Regions from separate parts of the Homo sapiens genome. Here region 2 is linked to region 1. A link is an interaction called in ENCODE POLR2A ChIA-PET data of the cell type or tissue named here. Cell type or tissue: PC-9. All regions are shown on one strand. Links, peaks and the distances in the headings refer to the core of each region. The heading gives the core; the rest is flanking DNA. Region 1 overlaps ARMH1 (armadillo like helical domain containing 1). Region 2 overlaps RNF220 (ring finger protein 220).

Region 1 (4,384 bases), core at 302-4,301:
CAATCAGCGTTACTTCCAGAAGGCCAAGGTAGGGCAGAGAGTTCATGCCTCCCAGCAGAGTGATTTGTCCTGTTTACTTAAGGATCAGAAAGATGTTGGCAGACTTAAAAGTGGTTGAGACAAGCAACAAGGATGATGAAAGGGCTGTAGAAAAGATTAAAGGAGTCGATTTGATAGGGAAAGAATAATGGTGCATTTGTAGACAGCATGTAAGTGAAGAGGCCAGATCTCCAGTGCTGGGGAAGGCTTTTTTTTTTTTCTTGTTGGCTTTTGCCCTTCTCTCAGACAGTACCCTCGGATGCAAGTGAAAACCGAATTTGGGGCACGGTGAGCATACGAAGACATCGTACCTAGTAAAGAGGGGATAGAGGCTTAAAAAGTGGCTTTAAGATGAACCATCAGACCGGGTGCAGTGGCTCAGGCCTGTAATCCCAGCACTTTGGGAGACTGCAGTGGGTGGATCACTTGAGGTCAGGAGTTTGAGATCAGCCTGGCCAACATGATGAAACCCTGTCTCTACTAAAAATACAAAAATTAGCTGGGCATGGTGGTGCACACCTGTAATCCCAGCTACTTGGGAGGCTGAGTTCAGAGGATGGCTTAGCCTGAGAGGCAGAGGTTACAGTGAGCCAAGATCATGCCACTGTACTCCCTGGGCAAAAAAGTGAGACTCGTGTCAAAAAAAAAAAAAGGCAAATTCAAAAATAATAATAACTGGCTGTGGTGGCATGTGCCTATAGTCCCAGCTGCTCGGGAGGCTGTGGTGGGAGGATCGTGTGAGCCCAGGAGTTCGAGGCTGCAATGAGCTATGATGGCACCACTGCACTCCAGCCTGAGTGATAGAGTGAGACCCTGTCTCTAAAACAATTTTAAAAACAGATCAGATTATCATTATTATCTTATTTCCACAGTTCCCAGTTATTAAGTGCCTCATACATGCCAGCCACTGTGTTAGGGGCTTATCTACACGCTCTCTCTTAGTCTTCACTATAGCTGACGGAGGCAGATACTATTCTCCCTTTTTCAAAGATGGTGGAGCTGAGCTCAGGAAAGTGTGTTAAGTGACTTACCCAAGGCCGCATGCTAAGTAAAAGGTGTTTACCAATCGAGAATTTAAATCCACCCTCTCCTACGTCCTTATTCTTTCCACATACCACTCTGCCTCTTCAAAAAAGGGCAATGACAGGGCCGGGCGCAGTGGCTTACTCCTGTAATCCCAGCACTTTGGGAGGCCGAGGTGGGTGGATCATGAGGTCAGGAGTTCAAGATCAGCCTGGCCAGCATGGTGAAACTCTGTCTCTACTAAAAATACAAAAATTAGCTGGGCGTGGTGGTGTGTGCCTGTAATCCCAGCTACTCGGGAGGCTGAGGCAGGAGAATTGCTTGAATCCAGGAGGCGGAGGTTGCAGTGAGCCAAGATTGTGCCACTGCACTCCAGCCTGGAGACACAGCGAGACTCCATCTCAAAAAAAAAAAAAAAAAAGAAAAGAAAAGAAAAAGAAAGAGGGCAATGACAGTGATAGAAGAAAAATAGGGTTGGAAAATCAAGGGAAAAGAGTTTCCGTAAGGAGGACATGATCAGCTGGGGTCAGATGCAACAAAGTCATTCAGTAAGGGTAGAATAGAAAGATAGTCCCAGCAGGAAAAGTTTTGGTGAGTTAGGAGACTGTCTATGGCAGGAAAAATTAAATCGCAGCAGCCCATCAAAGGATGAATAGGGGATGAAGAAGTGGCTTCTCTTGGGAGGCTTAGATGTAAAGGGAAAAAAGAGCAATAGCAAAGGAGAAGACAGAGTTGAAGGACGATGTTGTTAAATATGGATGAGCTTGAGGATGTTTAATGCTAAAAGAAAAGAACCAATGCATGGGTAAAGTTTGAGGAGAGAGGAAAAAGGGGGCTGTCTGATGGGATGAGGTTCCTGAGGAAGAGAAGATTTTAGGATCTTGAATGAGTTCCATTCTCCTTGCCCTGTGTCCTCTCTCCCCCAATCAGAGTAGCCGGCCTTGTTCCTGCACCTCTAGCAGGTAGCCTCATTTAATGCCTCCTGAGCTAGAGAGTTCAGTGGCAGCCTCAGCCTAGGCCCAGTGACTCACCACTGCCCTCCCTCCCTCTCCCCATTCACCCAGGCACCTGGCTGTTTGGAAGTCTGCGTTTCCTTTCTAACAGGTAGACAAGATCTAAAGACTAACCACCTTGGGCGGGCACAGTGGCTCATGCCTGTAATCCCAGCACTTTGGGAGGCTGAAACGGGTGGATCACTTGAGGTCAAGAACTCGAGACCAGCCTGGTCAACATGGGGAAACTCCGTCTCTACTAAAAAAAAAAAAAAAAAAATTAGCTGGGCATGGTGGCGGGCACCTGTAATCCCAGCTACTCAGAGGCTGAAGCAGAAGAATCGTTTGAGCCCAGGAGGCGGAGGTTGCAGTGAGCCGAGATCGCGCCACTGCACTCCAGCCTGGGTGACAGAGTGGGAATACATCTTTTTCTTTTTTCTTTTCTTTTTTTTGAGACGGCTCTGTTTCCCAGGCTGGAGTGCAGTGGCGCGATCTCGGCTCACTGCAAGCTCTGCCTCCCGGGTTCACGCCATTCTCCTGCCTCAGCCTCAGGAGTAGCTGGGACTACAGGCGCCTGGCACCACGCCCAGCTAATTTTTTGCATTTTTAGTAGAGACAGTGTTTCACTTTGTTAGCCAGGATGGTCTGGATCTCCTGACCTCGTGATCTGCCCACCTCGGCCTCCTAAAGTGCTGGGATTACAGGCGTGAGCCACCGCACCCGGCCGGGAATCCATCTTTAAAAAAAAAAAAAAGACTAACCACCTTGTCCTGTTGTCTGTCTGGTCAGCCAATCATTGGGACCACACACCCCAGCATCGTGGACTGCGTGCTGAAGGTGCTGGGCACGATGCACCTGGAAGTCCAGTATGAAGGTAGGGAGCCTCCAGATTGCAGAAGGGGGCACCGAGAGCCAGACATATCAGCTCTCAAAAGCTTTCTCTTAGTCACAAAGAGCCTTGATGTTGAGTGTCTGAGACAGCCTTGGCAGATGGAAGATGCTGGTTCAGAAAATGTCAGTCACACCTATGCCTTGCGTCAACCACAGGGTGCCTAGGGTGCCTGAACGGTTACGAGAATCTGCCTGGGTCCAGAGCTGGCTCTGGCTCCCAGTCTTATGTGATGCTTCCTGGCTAAACAGAAATCACCCTGAGGAATGTCCTTCTTCTAAGAAACTAAACTGAATAGTCGTAGTATTTGGTTGGTTGTTTTTGCTGGGTTTTTTTTTTTTGAGGCAGGGTCTTGCTTTGCTGCTCAGGCTGGAGTGCAGTGGTACCATCATAGCTCACTGTGGCCTCAAACTCCTGGGCTCAAGATATTCTCCCTCCTCAACCTCCCAAGTAGCTAGGACCACAAGTGTGCACTACTACATCCATCTAACTTTTTAATTTTTTGCAGAAACGAGGTCTCACTATGTTGCCCAGGCTGGTCTTGAACTCCAGGCCTCAAGCGATCCTCTCACCTCAGCCACCCAAAGTGCTGGGATTACAGGCATGAGCCACTGCACCCGGCCAGGAGCTTTTATTTATTGAGAACTTTTTTTTTTTTTTTTTTGAGACGGAATCTCGCTCTGTCATCCAGGCTGGAGTGCAGTGGCGCAATCTCAGCTCACTGCAAGCTCTGCCTCCCGGGTTCACACCATTCTCCTGCCTCAGCCTCCCAAGTAGCTGGGACTACAGGCGCCTGTCACCATGCCCGGCTAATTTTTTATATTTTTTAGTGGAGACGAGGTTTCGCTGCGTTAGCCAGGATGGTCTCGATCTCCTGACCTCGTGATCCACCCGCCTCGGCCTCCCAAAGTGCTGGGATTACAGGCATGAGCCACCGCACCCGGCCTATTTATTGAGAACTTCTATGTGCCAGCCACTTTCCATACATCACCTCATTTACTTCTCAAAATAACCATAAGAGGCCAGGCATGGTGGCTCACGCCTGTAATTCCACCATTTTGGGAGGCCGAGGCAGGCGGATCACCTGAGGCCAGGAGTTTGAGACCAGCCCGGCCAACACAGCAAAACCCCGTCTCTACTAAGAATACAAAAAAATTAGCCAGGGGTAGTGGCATGTGCCCATAATCCCAGCTACTTGAGTGGCTGAGGCATGAAAATCACTTGAACCTAGGAGGCGGAGGTTGCATTGAGCCGAGATCTCGCCACTGCACTCCAGCCTGGGTGACAGAGCAAGATTCTGTCTCAAAAAAAAAACAACAAAACAACAGCAATAACAACAAAATAACCATAAGAGTACAAACCCTGGTACATATTAGGTATTCAAATGTTTCCATGAATGAATGGTAAAGATACGTATTTTTATGTTTTTCAAGATACAACA
Region 2 (4,384 bases), core at 175-4,174, 50 kb before region 1:
CCCATGTACATACATGCACATACTCAAACATGCGTACACACACACACATTTACACACGCAGGACTCTGGAGCCAGAGTAGAGGCTGTGGCCCAGGCACTACCTGCTGGCTCCCACCTATGGTTTGGGGGCCATACCTGTTCCAGCTCTGTTCCCAGGGTGGGGCAGGGAGGTGGGGGTTGGGGGAGTAGTGGGGCACGGCTCCTAAGATCCAGCCCCCATACTGACAGACGGACAGACAGACATGCAAACACCAGACTGAAGCACATGTAATATAGACCGTGTATGTTTACAATGTTGTGTATAAATGGGACAACTCCTCGCCCTCTACCTGTCCCCTCCCCCTTTGGTTGTATGATTTTCTTCTTTTTTAAGAACCCCTGGAAGCAGCGCCTCCTTCAGGGTTGGCTGGGAGCTCGGCCCATCCACCTCTTGGGGTACCTGCCTCTCTCTCTCCTGTGGTGTCCCTTCCCTCTCCCATGTGCTCGGTGTTCAGTGGTGTATATTTCTTCTCCCAGACATGGGGCACACGCCCCAAGGGACATGATCCTCTCCTTAGTCTTAGCTCATGGGGCTCTTTATAAGGAGTTGGGGGGTAGAGGCAGGAAATGGGAACCGAGCTGAAGCAGAGGCTGAGTTAGGGGGCTAGAGGACAGTGCTCCTGGCCACCCAGCCTCTGCTGAGAACCATTCCTGGGATTAGAGCTGCCTTTCCCAGGGAAAAAGTGTCGTCTCCCCGACCCTCCCGTGGGCCCTGTGGTGTGATGCTGTGTCTGTATATTCTATACAAAGGTACTTGTCCTTTCCCTTTGTAAACTACATTTGACATGGATTAAACCAGTATAAACAGTTGCTGCCTGTGTGTTATGTGTGTGGGGTGGTGGGGGAGCTAACTAGGGGAGGTGGGCTGAGGCAGTTAAGGGGTTAATTCCTGGTGGCAGGATGGGGGAAAGGACTTAGCTATAGGTGTATGACACTGTGCAGGGTTGGTCTGCTCTGGGGCCGTGGAGCATTTGGTTTGGAGGGGGGTGGGGCTGGGGATCTGGGCTCCTGACTATTGATGGGTAGGGGCTCTAGGTTAATTCTTTATCGATGCAGAATCGTCAGCTCATTAATCACAGAAGAGGTCAGAGCTTGGGGGTACAGAGGGGATGCAAGCTCTATCCCCCAACCTAGGCTAGGAGTGGCCACAAGCTTGGGTACAAACACAAGCCCCAGGCCTCTATCCCTTTCTGGTCCCCTGAAACATACCAGAGACCACAGTGGGATCACCCTATCAGCCTCCCAGGCTTTTGTTCTATTCTCCAAATGTATCTCTAGTGACCATCATCCCAGTGTAGCTACTGCCTAGATTCTCAAATGGAAAGAATGGAAACCCTATTATCCAGGATGGACCTTCAAGTCTCCCATGTGCTCAGAGAACCAAGGCTGGAGAGATGGCACTTTGACCCCCACAGCTCCCCACTGCCAGTGAGGTAGCTCAGCTTCCTAGATGCCTCCCAGGCAGGTGCTAAAAGTTACATGTAAGTCTTCACCCACAACAGAAAGCTGTTTGGAGAAAAACAGTCAAGGCCCCAGAGTAGCCCCATGACTCCAGACTTGCTTTGACACCTTGCACACCAGGCCCATCTGCCCAAATCCCCAGCCTTAGTTGCCCATTTTCTCTGGGATACCCACAGTGAATTCCTCAGAATTGGGTCCAGTTGGCAGCTCCTGCCACCCTTTGCACCCAGATGAAGCACAGACAAGTCCCCCTTGGAGCCCAGCAAAGGCCCTTCACAGCTCCACGCCCAGTTTGATGGCACCCAATATCCTGAACACAGGGATCCTGGGGATGTACACAGCCTCTGTCGAGGCGGGTGGAACAGCTCCAGCGATGGCTGAGGGTTTGGGAAAGAAACAGGTTTGGAAGAGAAGAGTGGGTAGGTGAGGGCAACGGAGAGATGAAGAGGAGGCTCTTAATGCCCAGTTCCTGTCAGGCCGACTTCTTTGATGTCTTTAGTCTCCCCTCCCACAAGCTTGGACTCAGTAGGTCCTTGATGGCTGGTTACTGCCACCCTGGGGGCCATATGGTCTCTAAAAGGGGCCATTAACCCAGAGTGAGGGCATTCCACTGAAGCCCGCCCTGCTGTGGGAGCCTTGAGCTGTCTCATGGCACAGGCTGCACTGCCACCTGTTGGCCATGGCTAGGAATGCAGCCACACAGCATGGGAATCCCTGCCACCATAGTGGGGACTCACCAAGGACTGATGGGATGCAGACAGAACGCGGCTCTGGGGACAAAGGATCCATCATCCCCAAGAGTCAGCTCCCATCCAGAGCTTTTCTAGCCATCTCCTTCACTGCCCCCTAAGCCCCGTGATCACCACGGTAAGCTCATTCAATCAAATATTTATTGAATACCTACTATATGCCAACATTGTGCAGTAGTGACTTCTAGAATGATCAATGATACTGAACTATCAGGCTGAATTCACCTCTTCTGCCTAGAGAGTATCTAAGTGGGTCTCCCTTCCAGAAGATGAAGGAGTTTGCTATTTCAGCCCAAATCCCCTTACCCTGGTTCTGGTCTTTAGGGCTTGGGAGTTAGCTCATCCCAGCTCCTGTTACAATGCTGCTGCCTTCCTGCCCCCCACTGTCTCTGGCAACTTTCAGCTTGCAACTTTCCCAGACCCAGCGGCTTCCTAGCAAAGTGTGGTAGAGCCAGGCAGGCCCCTAACCTCAGCTCCTCATCTGGCTTCTACCTCAGACTCCCAGGCAATGGGGTCAGAGGAGCCTCTCTGAGTGAACTGCCAAGTGGGAGCCATGTGAATGGTACTTTACACTGTAGGGCTTCGCCCTGCTGGAGCAAAGATCATAGCCCCTATCCGCAGCCTGACGCTACCCCTGACCGATATACCTTCCCTCTGGCATCTCCCCACAAAGGTCACCTTCCATTCAAGGAATCAAAACTCAACTCTGGTAACAGGCACAAAGTTTCAGTTATGCAAGATGATGAAGTTCTGAATTATGCAAGATGCAAGACTATTCAGTTCTAGAGGTCTGCCGTGCACATAATCTCTTAAATTTTAAGTATCGTACACACTTACAATTTTGTTAGGTGATCTTGGCCAGGCGCGGTGACTCATGCCTGTAATCCTAGCACTTTGGGAGGCTGAGGTGGGAGGATCACTTGAGCCTGGGAGGTTGAGGCTGCAGTGAGCCATGATTGCACCATTGCACCCCAGCCTAGGTGACAGAGTGAGACCCTGTCTTGAAATAAATAGATAAATAAATAAGTAAAGAAAAAAAGAGAGTAGGTCTCATATTAAATGTTCTTACCAGAGTTTAAATTTTAAAAAATCAACTAGGGCTCACCCTCAACACCCCCCTCCATTTGTCAACCTCTACAGCCTGCATGCCACAGGAATCAGCAGCCTGACTGTTGCACTTGTCCAAACACAACTGACTGCAAGGCTCCCACAGACACATGCCCAGGCACTCCTGCCCCTTAGGATTCTGTGGTAAGCAGACCACCAGCAGACAGAGGCCCCCAGGAGACAGGCCCATAGGAATTTTCTACTTAGGGGACCGCAAAGTCCCAAAGGGCTACAGGGAGTTGAACGAGAAGAGTGCCCGACAGATTGCAGGTTGTGGGGAGGTGTCAGGCATTTATTTCTGGAGCAGAGGTGAGATGGAGCAATGGCCTCAGCAGCGGACGCAGTTGCGCATGAAGTCGACACAGAGGCTTGTGTAGTAAGTAGGGTAGTCACGGAGGTGGCTGACGTGTGCAGATGACACGAAATCCACAGAACGCGCCAGGACCCGGCGTGCCAGGCGTGCCTCCACCATGCGTTCTATGTCTCTGGCCAGGACTACTTCGTCAGCCCTCGAGTAGAGGTAGAGCTCGGGCCAGCGAGAGCCCGCGTCCTGTAGCCTGTCATAGAAGTGGGTGTGGAAGAGGGCTGTGATGGGAGCAAGCAGGACGTGGAACAGGACGACCACCAGGGCAAAGGCCACCAGCAGCAACAGGCGCAGCATGGCGGCCCGGCGCTCCAGGATGGCTGCCAGGGCCCGCAGAGCCCCTACCAGGTTGCTGTCACCAGGAGCGCTGTCAAAGATGGTGCCCACCACACGCAGGCGGCAGAAGCGACGGGTCTGCAGGAGCTCCAGCACGTAGCGGTACAGCATGACGCCACCGTTGCTGAAGACATGGAAGAGCAGGGGCTCCTTCTCAATCTCATAATCAAAGAGCAGCTCGAGCAGCTTCTGGGCCAAAACACGAAGTGAAGGGATACCCAGTGACTCGGAGAAGAAGACCATGTGCCACGGGGCTGTGTATCGGATTACGATGCAGCCCTGGGGAGAGAGGCCTGGTCAGTCCTCACAGATGAGGTGGGGGTAGTGG

The links. ChIA-PET counts read pairs that join two places held together with the same protein. Peaks named below come from ENCODE experiments on the same cell type or tissue, not always from the same donor. Only the 100,000 strongest peaks of a DNase experiment are listed, where the experiment ranks them.
Region 2: POLR2A ChIA-PET joins it to region 1 with 14 read pairs; 8 of 35 experiments call an interaction of 5 or more read pairs at or near these places.

What each region holds. Positions count from the first base shown.
Region 1 is chr1:44,701,246-44,705,629 of GRCh38, forward strand. ARMH1 (armadillo like helical domain containing 1) reads left to right here. Exons shown (of 12, transcript NM_001145636.2): 6 at 2,844-2,928. It overlaps LOC105378690 (a long non-coding RNA gene), which reads right to left. Exons shown (of 5, transcript XR_007066059.1): 4 at 1-350. Among named protein-coding and RNA genes, the nearest start is that of RNU5F-1, 18 kb to the right of the region's middle. In PC-9, for the core only: no CTCF peak of the experiment used is centred there; a DNase peak (open chromatin) is centred at 2,136.
Region 2 is chr1:44,650,875-44,655,258 of GRCh38, forward strand. It overlaps RNF220 (ring finger protein 220), which reads left to right. Exons shown (of 15, transcript NM_018150.4): 15 at 1-849. It overlaps TMEM53 (transmembrane protein 53), which reads right to left. Exons shown (of 3, transcript NM_024587.4): 3 at 2,373-4,335. The coding sequence ends at 3,685. Among named protein-coding and RNA genes, the nearest start is that of SNORD145, 18 kb to the right of the region's middle. In PC-9, for the core only: CTCF peaks have their summits at 2,155 (motif pointing left) and 2,370; a DNase peak (open chromatin) is centred at 2,167.